Regions from separate parts of the Homo sapiens genome. Here region 1 is linked to region 2. Evidence: chromatin contacts called from ENCODE Hi-C or POLR2A ChIA-PET data. All regions are on one chromosome and are shown on one strand. The core of a region is the stretch at or near the end of the contact, and the rest is flanking DNA. Distances in the headings are between cores, read along the strand shown. Region 1 overlaps MAP3K5 (mitogen-activated protein kinase kinase kinase 5). Region 2 overlaps MAP3K5 (mitogen-activated protein kinase kinase kinase 5).

What was found. A loop is a pair of places that touch in the nucleus more often than their neighbours do. ChIA-PET counts read pairs that join two places held with the same protein, here RNA polymerase II (POLR2A). Pooled maps may share reads with other maps.
Region 1: a map of GM12878 shows a loop between it and region 2 (6-fold over the local background). The contact joins two enhancer-like sites. A Hi-C loop is called at or near these places in 9 of 168 maps with a recorded cell type or tissue (B cell, CD4-positive, alpha-beta memory T cell, GM12878 and 5 more), 37 of 37 single-sample maps with no recorded cell type and 16 of 50 pooled maps. POLR2A ChIA-PET finds 5 or more read pairs at or near these places in 11 of 52 experiments (AG04450, CD4-positive, alpha-beta T cell, CD4-positive, alpha-beta memory T cell and 8 more).

The regions. Positions count from the first base shown.
Region 1 is chr6:136,748,435-136,755,280 of GRCh38, reverse strand. The region is part of intron 1 of MAP3K5 (mitogen-activated protein kinase kinase kinase 5); the gene reads left to right. Among named protein-coding and RNA genes, the nearest start is that of MAP3K5-AS2, 32 kb to the left of the region's middle. RefSeq lists enhancers at 2,312-2,361, 3,554-3,653. Within about 2 kb of position 3,505, at least 11 of the 41 ENCODE cell types and tissues checked have a DNase peak (open chromatin) inside an H3K27ac peak, as active enhancers do; they include GM12878 and OCI-LY7, where a contact is called at or near this core.
Region 2 is chr6:136,714,590-136,721,721 of GRCh38, reverse strand. MAP3K5 (mitogen-activated protein kinase kinase kinase 5) reads left to right here. Exons shown (of 30, transcript NM_005923.4): 2 at 1,133-1,272. Among named protein-coding and RNA genes, the nearest start is that of MAP3K5-AS2, 66 kb to the left of the region's middle. Within about 2 kb of position 4,106, at least 3 of the 41 ENCODE cell types and tissues checked have a DNase peak (open chromatin) inside an H3K27ac peak, as active enhancers do; they include GM12878 and OCI-LY7, where a contact is called at or near this core.

The DNA.
Region 1 (6,846 bases), core at 2,256-4,755, 34 kb before region 2:
TGAGGATCTAGGAGGAAGCCAGGGAGCAGAGAGGAGCTGGATGCGGCTGGAGAGGGAGGCAGGAACACAGCTAAGCAGGGCATTAGAGACTAAAGTGAAGGGTTTTCAGCCTCTTTCTGAGCCATTAAAGGTTTTTTTTTCATGTAAGAGAATGCCATTATCAGCTTAGCATTTTTAAAAAGATCAACATGAATTTTGTGTTGCGAATGGAGTGGAGTTGCATGCGTTAGGAGACCAGATGGGCCATATAGATAGAGAGGAGTAAATGGACTCAGCAGGAAGTAGAATTGATGGGACTTCATGATTCAGTGGATTGAGGAGGAGACGACAACCTCATATTTCTGGAATGGGCAACTGCGTGAATAGAATAATGGTTTCCCCAACATCTGAAGCATCGAGATCTTGTCAGTGGACCCCAGGAACGTGCCTCAGCCCCGTTTCCTCTGTTCCATCTGCACTGACATCATTCTTCCCTAGGCTGCCGAGGACCTCCATTGAGGCATCCTCTGCAGATTTGCTCCTCTCTAGTCCAGCATGTGGGTGTCCTGTTCTTCCCGAAGCATTCTTCTGGACATCTTACTGTGCCCATGCAAAACCTTTGATCAATCTCCCTTTTCTGCAGATTAAGCATAGGGTGGGGGAGCCCTATAATCCACCTTCAAACAGGATTTTCTTTTCTTTCTTTCTTTTTTTTTTTTGAGAGCGGTCTCTCTCTGTTGCCCAGGCTGGAGTGCAGTGGTGCATGCCATCATCACTTGCTGCAGGCCTCGACCTCCCCAGCTCAAGTGTTCCACCCGCCTCAGCCTTCCGAGTAGCTAGGACTATAGACATGTGCCACCACATCTGGCAAATTTCTTGTATTTTCAGTAGAAACAGGGTTTCACCATGTTGCCCAGGCTGGTGTTGAATTCCTGGGGTCAAGCAGTTCCCCCATGTCAGCTTCCCAAAGTGCTGGATTACAGGTGTGAGCCACTGCACCCAGCCTGGGATTTTCTTTTCTTTTTTTTTTTTATCGAGTCTTGCTCTGTCTCCCAGGCTGGGGAGCAGTGGCACAATCTTGGCTCACTGCAACGTCTGCCTCCCAGGTTCAAGTGATTCTCCTGCCTTAGCCTCCTGAATAGCTGGGATTACAGGCGCCCGCCACCAGGCCCAGGTAATTTTTGTATTTTTAGTAGAGATGGGGTTTCATCATGCTGCCCAGACTGGTGTTGAACTCCTGGACTCAAGCGATTCTCTGTGTCAGCCTCCCAAAGTGCTGGATTACAGGCGTGAGCCACTGCACCCAGCCTCGGATTTTCTAGTACTCCTCTTCCACCAAACTGAACTTGCTGCTTCTCACTAGCACCTTTCAGTTTCCCGCATCTACCTGAAATGCGCTCGTCACTTCAGCAGGGCTGCGTTCTCCCTTTACTTCAAAGCCCTGCCTGACGCTGCTGTTCTCCTTGTGCTGAAGCACCATCTACCCTCAAGTGCATCCTCTTTGCCTGTCTTGTGGTATTTGGGGCTTTCAGACAGGCCTTAGCATTATTTATGATGATAAGCTACCTGAGGTCTGATTCATCTTTGTATTTCACTCAGACCTAGTACAAATGCCTGAATGAGACATGATGGAATATTTGTGGAGAGTGAATAAGCATTCAGTGGATACTTTTTCACCTGACCCAAGAATAATTAATTTTCAGGTAATTTAGAGTCCATCAATTTAATACCATGCCTTTTTAAAGTATTTTAACAAGATTATCAAAATGCTTTCTGGTCCTTTTAGATTCCGGAAAAAAAAAAATACTATCTGTGGTGATGTTCCCTTGCTGCCACAGAATTTCCCTTTCTATAATTTATAACTTGGCAAGGCCAAGAGAGATTCATGCCCCATCCTTACCATTCTGCATGCTGTACCAAAAAAGGTGTTTTCATCAACACCATGTTGCTGCCTAATGCTAGGTTCGTATACTTTTGTGGTAAAAGAAAGTCGGGAATTCCTGTGTTCACTTGAAAAAAAAGCAGTAAAGGCCTATTATTGTTTTAATGGACTGACAACTCAGATGTATTTAAATACAGTCTTCCCATGTTAAAAACAAAAGTACTTAAAGTGTAGACATTCTTTTTTTATGCATCTGTGGGTCCTAAAGTGTGTGTTAGAAAAATGTCACCCAATAAACAGGCAGATAAATAAATTAATAGTGGGTTCCTGTTGGGATAAGTACCAGGAAGGAAAGAGAAAGTGTTGGAGGGCACAGAGGTAGGCTAGAGCTAGGGATTATAAATTTGGGGGTGGGGCATGTGGGCAAGAACTATGGGGTGGTGGTGTTGGTAACCAGGCCTGAGTGGTGTGAAGGAGCCATGCAGAGATCTGGGATGAGCATGTACCAGGCAGAGGGAGCAGAGTCTGCCTTCTAAAAGCTGACCTTTGCACTTGCAGCCTGACCCCTTTCTCTTTCCCCTCCAGCCATTGTCCCAGCCACGCTGAACTTCTGCCCTTTCACAGCTCTGTGCTTTTGCATAACTGCCTTTATCTGGAGTGCCCTTCATCTTCTTCCTGGAGTAAAGTCACACTCAGAACCCAGCTAAAGGCTGGGCCCAGTGGCTCACACCCATAATCCCAGCACTCTGGGAGGCCGAGGAGGGCGGATCACCTGAGGTCACGGGTTTGAGACCAGCCTGGCCAAAATGGCGAAACCCCATCTCTACTAAAAATACAAAAATGAGCTGGGTGTGGTGGCACGCGCCTGTAATCCCAGCTACTCGGGAGGCTGAAGTAGGAGAATCGCTTGAACCCAGGAGGTGGAGGTTGCAGTGAGCCAAGATCACGCCATTGCACTCCAGCCTGGAAGACAGAGCGAGACTCCATCTTAAAAACAAACAAACAAAAAAACCCAGCTGAAATGGCAGATATGACCCACCTTCCCACCCAGCTCCCAACCTTCCTCCTCAGGAAGAGCTGGGCTCTCTGACTGTGTTGTTTCCTCGGCACCATCCCTGTTTCTAATACAGCCCTTATTGATTTGAAAGGTAGGTGGTGTGCTTAAAAGTCTCCTCCCCCACTAACTGTAAGTCCCTAAGAACAGGGACTATGACTTGATCATCTCTGTAGTGCCAGGGCCTAGAACCTTGCCTGGGACAGGGTAGATGCTAACTCATTGTGGAGTGCATGAATGAATGAGGGAGAGAGGGAACGGGAGAAGGAGGGATGGAAGTAGGAATGAAGGGAGGCAGAGAACCAATGTAAAAATTTTTTTTGAACTCTGAAGCACACTGAGAAAAAGGCTCTAGAATGAAAAGTAAATTAAGATGACTTAAAAAATAATACCAGAGATGTTTCTATAAATTTAACTAGAATCCAACTGATTACTGTGGTCACTGGGATTCTATCAAGCCATAAATCAAACTGAAAGTTCACCTATGTCTCAAGGGTGGCAACCTTCCGAAAGTAGGAGTGGCTTGGCTTCGTTCTTTTAAGTTCATGTGTTTTCGATATTTTACATGTTTGGTGGCTTCGATTACAAGAATGCAAGCCTAAATCTACTTTCTGTATAACCACATCCCTTTAGCAGCCTGCATTAGCAAATCATACTCTGGGCCAGAAAAAGAGAAGCATACCAATATGCTTTCTTCCTCTTAAGCAGTCTTCACAGTTTTTCTAGGCTGAGGTCACATCTTTAAACTTCATAAAACATTACTGCCTGATTGTTGAGTGGGATGGGAAGGGAGCGTTTAATTCAGCACCTGCAAGCTGCAACTGCCAGCAGATTTCTGCATTCAGAGGCATTTTGGTGTTTGTGTATGCATAGGACAGAAGGAAGAAATAAGCAGGCCTTTATCAGTATGTTCTTTTCTAAAGATCATTACTAGATTTGACCAAAGTTCTCATAACTATATTTAACAGTCTATCAGTGCTTTCTTGAGTGTTTCCTTAATGCTAGTAAATTCTAACTCTCACAAATTCCCATGGGCTACAGCAGTGCCATCTGGAATTTAGTTCCTTTTACTAATCTGTGATTTAAACATCAGAAAGATATTGCCATAATTCCCAAATAAACACTTAACATGTGTGGGAAGGTTCAGGATAATGGGCCTTCTGATGACCTAATAAAAAATGAAGGTGGTAAAATCATAAGCCAAAAAAAAAAAAAGCAGCCAGAGCCCACAGAGAAGCAGAGATTATCAGCAGATTTGTGCAGAGAAATCTGCATTAGAGCAAAAGAATGCTACTCGGGGATGAAGTGGTGAAAAAGTGGGGAAAAAAACAACTCACTGGGGTTATAAGTCATGAGAAAATTTGACCTCAGAAGGGTCCCAAAAGAGAGGAACGTATTCTCTGGTTAGTCATTCTGATGAGCTGAGTTGAAAAGTTATTTCAGAAAAAATTTCTGAAGAAACTCAGAACTTTTGACATCCCGAAATACTAAGTAGGAATATTTGTGGAAATTTTTGCATTTTGTAGTTGATCCTTAGGAGCAGGAGACAATTGTGTAAACACACTGCAGGACTAGGACTCAGGATGACTTTCTTTAGAAGGAGGAAGAAGATGAAATGTGTGAGAATGACAGGATTTTCACAAGTTTAAGACCTTTCTCCAATTGAAACGAAAGATAAATTAGGGGAAAAGGCTGAAGTTTTTCATCTAGATTCAGAAATGCTTTCAAAAAGCAACACATTCTAAATCTATCTAAAGATGCCACATGATCTTGTCGAAACGGTAATTTGACAAATTATTTTTAACAACAAAAATACTCAAGTGCTACATGAACAATTCACCCCTTCATCGTTGAAGAGAACTGCTGGTTCTCAGCAGTCCTGCAAAACACCTCACTGGCATGAGAAGAGGTATTTATGGTCTTTTAGAGATCTGCAGGAAATGTTTTTGAACTAATCTGTATTAACTACTGAAAAACTGGCAGGACAAGGCTGGGTGCGGTGGCTCACGCTTGTAATCCCAGCACTTTGGGAGGCCGAGGCAGGCAGATCACTTGAGGCCAGGAGTTCGAGACCAGCCTGGCCAAGATGGCGAAACCCTGTGTCTACTAAAAATACAAAAATTAGCCAGGCGTGCTCGTGCACGCCTGTAATCCCAGCTATTCAAGAGGCTGGAGCAGGAGAATTGCTCGAACCTAGGAGGCGGAGGTTACAATGAGCCGAGATCATGCCACTGCACTCCAGCCTGGGTGACAGAACGAGACTCCATCTTAAAAAAATAACAAAACTGGAAGGACAGAAGGCCAATGGGGTGTGGAGAGAGGATGACCACACCTTGTCTCTAATTTCTGCTTTGATGAGTACCTTGGGCAAGGGCATTTGGATAATGACTGGTTGTTTGCGGGTTTATATGTTGGAGGAGGAGGAATTTGAAAGCAGCATCAGTAGGTGGTTTACCGATATAGCTGCTCACCGTGAGCATTAAATACTGGGTGGATGAGTGTTGCAAAGCACAGCCTGCCCCAGGTTCCTCCATATGCTTCCTTCCTCCCTGGCTGCTGACTTCCAGCCTTATTCATCCTGGCCCTCAGTCTTTCAGTCGACGTCCATGTGGGCTTATAGACATCAGATGAATTAGACTTGCCCCCTGCCTGAAAGTTCACATTCTATTGGACAAGACTGATTAAAAAAATGACAGATTTTAAGTTCGTGGTAATTGCAAACTAGATATGGTGCTGTGGGTGTCAGGAAATCTCGTAGGAGGCAATGTTTGAGCCCTCCCTTTTGAGAGATGAATGAGCATTCCCTAGGTGCTGATGAGCATTTCATTTTGAAGGAGGTTATCTGGCCGTGGGTGTGACAGTGGTCCTGAGATATTGGAGTCATATTAGACAGCAAAACCGGCCAACAGAGTATCACGGAGGCATTGTATTTTCACTGGCGACCTTCACGCACCCTAATGGAGCCCTCATAATTCCTTTTTTTTTTTTTTTTTGATACAGAGTTTCGCTCTGTTGCCCAGGCTGGAGTGCAGTAGCATGATCTTGGCTCACTGCAACCTCTGCCTCTCAGGTTCAAGCGATTCTCCTACCTCAGCCTCCTGAGTAGCTGGGATTAGAGGCGCGTGCCACCATACCCGGCTAATTTGTGTATTTTTAGTAGAGATGGGGTTTCACCATGTTGGCCAGGCTGGTCTCGAACTCCTGACCTCAAGTGATCTGCCAGCACCCCTGACATTTTCTTCTCCAGGTGACAACAGCTTTGGCCTCTCAAAGTACTGGGATTATAGGCATGAGCCACTGTGCCCGGCCAGTCCTAATAATTAAGGCAATTTGACTATAAGTTTTGAGCATATTATATAATTTTCTTTCTTGTTCCAGTTTTATTTCTTAACTAAAATCAGGAATTTATCTATAACTGTATCTGAAAGATGCTGAGTAAAACAACAGCCACTGGCTGATTTTCTTCTCCTTAATTATACAAAATGAATTGCCTATGCAGTTATCCAAGAGCCTTAGTCAGTGTTAATCTAGTTAAAGCTACCTAGTTAAAGCTGTTTTACAATATTTTACACTCATTTCTTAGAAGTTATTCTCTTACCTTTGACCACAATTTCTACAAAACATGTACTTCAACTTTTAACTTCTAAAAACTTGCCTTCAAGTTTTAATTCTTTATTTCTAAGGTATCTTATTGTACCATGCCAGGTGTTAAATTCTGTAATTTAATTGCATCTTTATTCTTCAAGAAACTAATCTTATAGTCTTTTGTATATTTTCTCAGGTTTTATTTGCCCTGTGTCTTGTCTTTGCATATGTTTTGCGAAGAACACTCCCCCATATTTTTAGAACAATTTTCTTCATTTTTTTTCCTGAACAAATACATATTTGTGTGAGCATACATATATAGACATTTTGGGGGATTTTAACCCAT
Region 2 (7,132 bases), core at 2,857-5,356:
AATGAGAAATGGATTGAGAATTTTAATTAATGTACTTGGAGCATGTTCGAGATGCTGATGAGTTTTTTCCATTGAGCTATCCTTGCATTCTGCAAATAAATTTTAAACTCACGATCTAGGTCTTATAACACTTGGTACATTTTGTTAGTTTTTCTTTCATATTTTTGTTTATAGCCATAAAGGAGTTTTAGACTAATCTAAATTTCGTTTTTGTGACATTGTCAAATTTTGATATCAAATTTCTACTACCTTGTTACTGGTCATCTTTGAGCCTTGGATGGATTTGCATCTGTGGTTATATTCCCCTTTGTTATATTTTCTATACCTTTTTTCTCTCTTTTGTTCTTGATTATACTTACCAGGGACTTACTAGATATCAGTTATTTAACTCTAAAACCCAGTTCTGGATTAACTAATAAGCTTACCTATTTATTTTTTAAAAATCTCGTTTTATATATGTTACTGCTATTTTTTAATGAATCTGTTTTTTTTTTTTTAATTTCCTTATTTGGAACCTTAGTTAACGTGTTTTAATGTTGAAATTTATGAGAGAGCATTAGCCCCTGCTTCCCACCGTTGCAAATTCTCCTCGGTTTCCAGTAATCACATGATCTCCTTCTTCTTTAAAAAAAATGCAGGTTTGGGCCAGGCATGGTGGCTCACACCTGTAATCCCAGCATTTTGGAAAGCCGAGGCAGGAGGATTATTTGAGGCCGGGAGTTTGAGTTCAACCTGGGAAACATAGGAAGACCCTGTCTCTAAAAAAATTTTTTAATTAGCTGGGCGTGATGCCACATGCCTGTAGTCCCAGTTACTAGGGAGACTGAGGTGGGAGGATCATTTGAGCCTAGGAGTTCAAGGCTGCAGTCAGCCATGATCATGTCACTGTACTCCAGTCTGGGTGACAGAGCAAGACCTTGTCTCTTAAAAACAGAAAAAGGAGGTTTGTTACATTTTATAAAACCACTTCCAGGTAGAGCTGCAAATTCAAAATTCAGTGATAAATGAAGAGAGAAAATCCCTATCGTTTCCTTATTTCCTCTTTTGAATACTAAGATAATTCAAACCAAAATGTGCTGATTGGGCATTATTTGGGTGTCATTCTTTGGGGGACTTTGTTTTCTGTTTGCAGATATTGCGGTGGTGGAGATGAGCGATGCCTTCCGGCAGCCGTCCTTGTTTTACCACCTTGGGGTGAGAGAAAGTTTCAGCATGGCCAACAACATCATCCTCTACTGTGATACTAACTCGGACTCTCTGCAGTCACTGAAGGTACCTCCCTTGTTTACTGAATGTTTCATTTTAACATCAGCATTTCAGGGATACCGGTTTGTCATCCAAACATTTTAAGTAGCTTTTATTTGTGAAAGACTTTTATATGTTTGGTTAGTATGCATCAATTACTTGTCAAATTGGGAGGTTTATCGAGAATTCACTGTAGAAATTTGATGACACGAGTAGGAAAAAAGTTCACACTGAGTTCTGAGTTTCAGTCATGGTTGTAGCGGAGGAGACTGTGTTAATAGGAAGTCATTAGCGCCGACGTGGAGAAGGGAGATTGCATAAGGTATGGTCAAGCCTCCATGCTTTGTCACTTTTGGGAGCTTCATGGTGCCCACCAGTCTCCCAACTAAAAGTACACTTCCTACTTGAAAGTGCTCTGAGAAATTCTGAGTATACCCAAATAGTTGCCTTCCTCTTTCACTAGGGTATGATTTAAACTAAGATGGGAGAAAAGGAGGAGAAACTTACTATGTTTGTCTACAAAATTCAACCTGTCTCGATGTCATTCTCTCCAGTAATAGGAGCTTACTGCTATAAAGGCATTTCCTCCATCCAAAGAAGTTTGCCTAAAATGCTTTTTGCAAGGCCAAGTGATTTTACACTGTGTGATTCTTTGAAAAGCATCCCACAGTTCAGTGAATCGCATGCTGAGCTTGCCATCATCCATTTCCTTTGTGAAACTTCCAGCTAGCTTCATGTGGCTTTTTCTCAGCTCTGTCTTCCAGTTCCCAAATCTGAGCCAACCTTGGGACATTGAGCTCTAGAATCCTTAACCATATTACTAATGACTTAGCAATTGTTATATGAGTATCTCTAACCCATATTTCATGCAAAAAAGTCAGTAGTATTTTGCATTCTGAGTATTTAAAGCATGTGTGGCTTTCTTTGAGAAATCTGCAGAACTTCATTGAGCAAACATACCTACTACATGCCAGGCATTGTGCTGGTGATTGACAGGTATATCCCTTTCCAGAATACTCTGAAACAGTTCTAAGAGATTTGCCCCTACTTGTCCTAAGTCTGTTTTTTTATCCTAGAGCAATCCTTTACCTGGAGCAATCCTTAAGCCCCTCCTTAATTTTCCTCCAGATTTACCCCTTTAATTAGTACATCATAAAATGTTGTAACTCATTTTTAATTAGACATTTTGATTTGCTGCTATTTGCAACCCATATTAGCATTTGATGAAGGAATTATTTTATTTAGCTCTTTTCATTTTTCTTTGGGTTAAGTTTATGTATGTATGTATTTATTTATTTATTTAGACAGGATCTCGCTCTCTCACCCAGGCTGGAATGCAGTGTCGTGATCACAGCTCACTGCAGCCATGACCTCCTGCGTTCAAGTGATCCTCCCTCCTCAGCCTCCTGAGTAGCTGGGACTACAGATGCATGCTACCTCACCCAGCTAATTTTTCTCTTTTTTGTAGAGATGGGGTTTTGCCATGTTGCCCAGGCTGGTCTTGAACTCCTGGGTTCAAGCGATTCTCCCACCTTGGCCTCCCAAAGGGTTGGGATTATAGGTGTGAGCTGCCACACCTAGATCACCTAGATAGATTAAGTTTATTTAAGCAGGCCCTATTATGTTGGAGATTTTTTACTTTCTACATTTTTTTGCTCTTGCTCCTGCTAGTATCTGGTGGTTTAATTTTGTGCCCATTCTTTCCTAGGGAAGTATTTTTAAATGAAGCAAACTTACATTTGAGAGAAAGAGATAAAGCTAATCTTACCACACATATGTCCGGGACAAATAAACTGGCTTATTGTTTTAAGCTAGCCTTTGTCTAGGAGTGTTATTGGCATTTGATTGAAGTAGTTCCTTAAAAAGGCTAATGATGTCTAAACTGTGCTCATTTATCTTGTACATATTATCTGCTTCTTATTGAGTATTCACTATGTGCTAGGTACCAAGTGCTTTATCTGCATACATTTTCAAATTCTTAAAGGAGAGGCTGGGTGTGGTAATCCCAGCACTTTGCGGAGCTGAGGCAGTTGGATCACTTGAGGCCAGGAGTTCAAGACCAGCCTGGCCAACGTGGTGAAACCTTGTCTCTACTAAATACAAAAATTAGCCAGGTGTGGCAGCACATGCCTGTAATCCCAGCTACTTGGGAGGCATGAGAATCTCTTGAACCCAGGAGGCAGAGGTTGCAGTAAGCTGAGATCACACCACTGCACTCCAGCCTGGGCGACACAGCAAGACCCTGTCTCAAAAAAATCACAAAACAAAGAATAATAATAATAATAATTCTTAAAAGAGCTCTGTAAGATGTATTTTCTATTAGCATTTTTTTAGTATCACAAACCGAAGCTCAAAGAAATTCAATCATTTGCCTAAGGTGATATAGCTAGGAAAATTTGGGATTACGACTGCCTGACTCCAAAGCCTGTTGCCCTTGACTGCTAAGCATTATTGTTAGTTACTTCTAGTTAAAATTATATCATATATTCCTGCTGAGTGTGTTCATTTAGAAAAGCCTATCAGCTATGCCTCCTGAGTTTTCCTAGGTAACATCCTTCTTTTTTTCTTTTCCCTTCTCCTTTCTATTAACTTAAACTTTTGCTGTTTTCTTATTTAGACTATTCCTAGCCTGGTAGGTCATGTGTCTGGTTGCAGAGGACAGAAATATCTGGGATAGGAAGCATATTTGGCAGTCTAGCAATTTCCTCTGAGTCCTGAAAGTTCCTCAGGTCCTATGCTACCGAAAAGAGTTGGTGTGTGTGTGTATTTTTAGTTTTATTCATTTCTGGTCAATTAGTTAAAGATGTAACCCTTATTCCTGCCATTGACCAACAGATAGGAAAACTGCCATGAAAGAAGCAGAACAAGAGATATTTAAAATAATATATCATGTAAGGATTAGCCAAGTGAAATAAAAACAAAGCATTTCTCTGTTTTCACAGGGCAAAGACAGTTTTAGAATGCTATTCTTGTCATATGTTTAGTTTCACTTAGGTTGATTCTTTGGCCATCTAGAAAGTACAGCTGCACAAGTTTTATTTTAATCTGCTGCTCTTTGTTGAAGACTGCAGTTTCTCTTTGGTGGCAAATTCTCAGGAAGAAATCGTAGAAAAAAATTTTTTTTTGTTTTAATTTAAGCTCCTGGAAAAGTAATGGGAGCTATGAAAGTACTTTAAAAATCTATGTCTGAAGTATCATTTGAAAGGATATTTAGAATCTAGTCATAGCATTTAATTGTAATAAGATTTATATCCATTGTTTTAAATCACAAGTACTATTTTGTTGTACTAAGAATGAAAAATTTTAGTATTTTTTTCAAGAGAAGATGATCATTACACTTTGAGAGAAGGAAGTTGATTTTTTCTTTTTTTTTTTGCTTTTTTAGTGCAATGGAGCAATCTCAGCTCACTGCAACCTCCGCCTCCAGAGTAGCTGGGATTATAGGCACGTGCCACCATGCCTGGCTAATTTTTATATTTTTAGTAGAGATGGGGTTTCACCATGTTGGCCAGGCTGGTCTTGAACTCCTGACCTCAAGTAATCTGCCCACCTCGGCCCCCCAAAGTGCTGGGATCACAGGCGTGAGCCACTGTGCCTGGCCAATTCTTTTTATTTTCTTTAGCATTGTAACAACACTTTTATTTTTTACAATTTTCTTTAAGTCTCATGAGAATTTCTCTCGTGCCTACTAATGTTTATTGAGAGAATATCTGTGCCAATATTTACATTGGTTTAAAATAAGAAATGCTAGTAACAATTATTTTCTGATTTATTTCATGCATTATGAAATGATCATACTTCCACTTGGGGTCTCTCAGTAAGTGGTGAGTAAGTCTGGACACTCCTGGTCAATGAGCTGTGGTGCAGATGCATTAAACACCTCTGATGACTTAGGAGAAATGAACCTGTTTTGTGTAGAGTGAGGAAGTTGTTTTAATGAACCATCTCTTATCACTAGAAATTCCTTTATAACACCAGCTCTCAGCTTATCTTCTTGTGATCCTTTCCTCCACTCCCTTCCTCAGCTCCTCTATGTTCTGGGCCACTCCCCACTCACTTTAAACAATGCTACTTTTAAAGGAAGCAAAACAACAGGATGAAACATGACTGCACGTGCCAGATAGTTGAGAATTAAAAGCTCTTATACTACAGATGGCCAGATTGTGGAGAGTGGGAAACCTACACACTGCTGGTGGGAGAGATACTACCTTCTGAAGCGCAATTTGGGAATATTTAATAATATCAAATGAGCATATCACCAAGACTTAGTCATTCCAACCCTAAATGTATACTGTAAAAAAAGTCTCTTGCATGCATAAGGAGATATAATCAAGAATGTTTATGTTAACATGTTTATAATAGCTCCTCCTCCCAAGGAAATGGAGAATTAATAGATACCTTCAGCTGTAATTTTTTTTTTTTTTTTTTTTTTTTTTTTTTTTTTTTTTTGAGACGATCTTGCTTTGTCACCCGGGCTGGAGTGCAGTGGTGCTATCCCGGCTCACTGCAACCTCCACCTCCTGGGTTCAAGCAATTCTCCTGTCTCAGCCTCCCTAGTAGCTGGGATTACAGGCTCCCGCCACCACGCCCAGCTGATTTTTGTATTTTAGTAGAGACGGGGTTTCGCCATGTTGGCCAGGCTGATATCAAACTCCTGATCTCAAGCAATCCGCCCCCGTTGGCCTCCCAAAGTGCTGGGATTACAGGTGTGAACCACCATGCCCAGCCAGCTATAATCATTTAATGGAATATTATAGAGCACTTAAAACAAATCAGTTAGTGCTTCAGACGTCAATATCAATATATCTCAAAACAACAGTGTTGGGGTAAAAAAATTACTTGTGTACAGTATCATACCATCTATATAAAATATTGTCAGTGCAAGAGGATGCTTTTATACACACTTGTGTTATAAAAGGATAGACATGTGCATGGAATTATAAACAACATTCAGAATAGTTACCTCTTAGGGGATAGGAATGGAATAAAATTGGGAAGGGAAGATGAGAGTCTTCAACTGTATCTGTAATGTTATAGTTCTAAATCTAGGTGGTAGATTATGAGTGCTAATTTTTGTACTTTTTATATACTTGAAATATTTAATAATTAACCTTTTTTAAAAAAGGAAAAGGTTGCTATATTCTTTTATTTTTTGTATCCACCAGGATAACGTATATGCATTTTGGACACTGGAATCCCAAAATATTTTTAGTGTCTTTTTTCTATGTTCTGGCTGTGGTTAGAAAGCTTCAGATATTTGGATATTTCCCTTTCTGCACTCAAACAGACTTTGTTCTCATTTTATCCATTATAGAAGTAATGTTTCTTGATAGGTTGGTAGGCACATCAGTTAGTGGTGATGCAGTTTGTGTTGAAACGTAATGATTATGTTAGATTATTTCTTGTTCAAAAAATTTAGTTGTATTTTTATCTTTAACCATTGGCTGAAAAGTTACTTTATGGATGGGATTTTCATTAATAGACTATTCTCTGTGGCAACCTGTCTACACGCTTACTCCTTCACTATCTCACTGTATACAGAACACACATATGTGATGCTTGAAACCCTTACTCTGCCTCAGTGCATCTATTATTTTCTAGATTGGGATCTGGCTAGCATGAAATCTTAGGTGCACAAACCAAAATTTGTAACATTTCACTAAATTAGCCCTTAAAAATCAGCAAATTTTAATAATACGGCAGCTCCCCAAAACATTAAAAATAAAATTACCACATGATCCAGCAATTCCACTTCTGGATATATACCCAAAAGAACTGAAAGCGGGATCTTGAAGAGGTGTTTATATACCCATGTTCATGGTAGCATTATTCTTAGTAGCCAAAAGGTGGAAGCAACCCACATATTTATCAACAGATCATTGGCTGA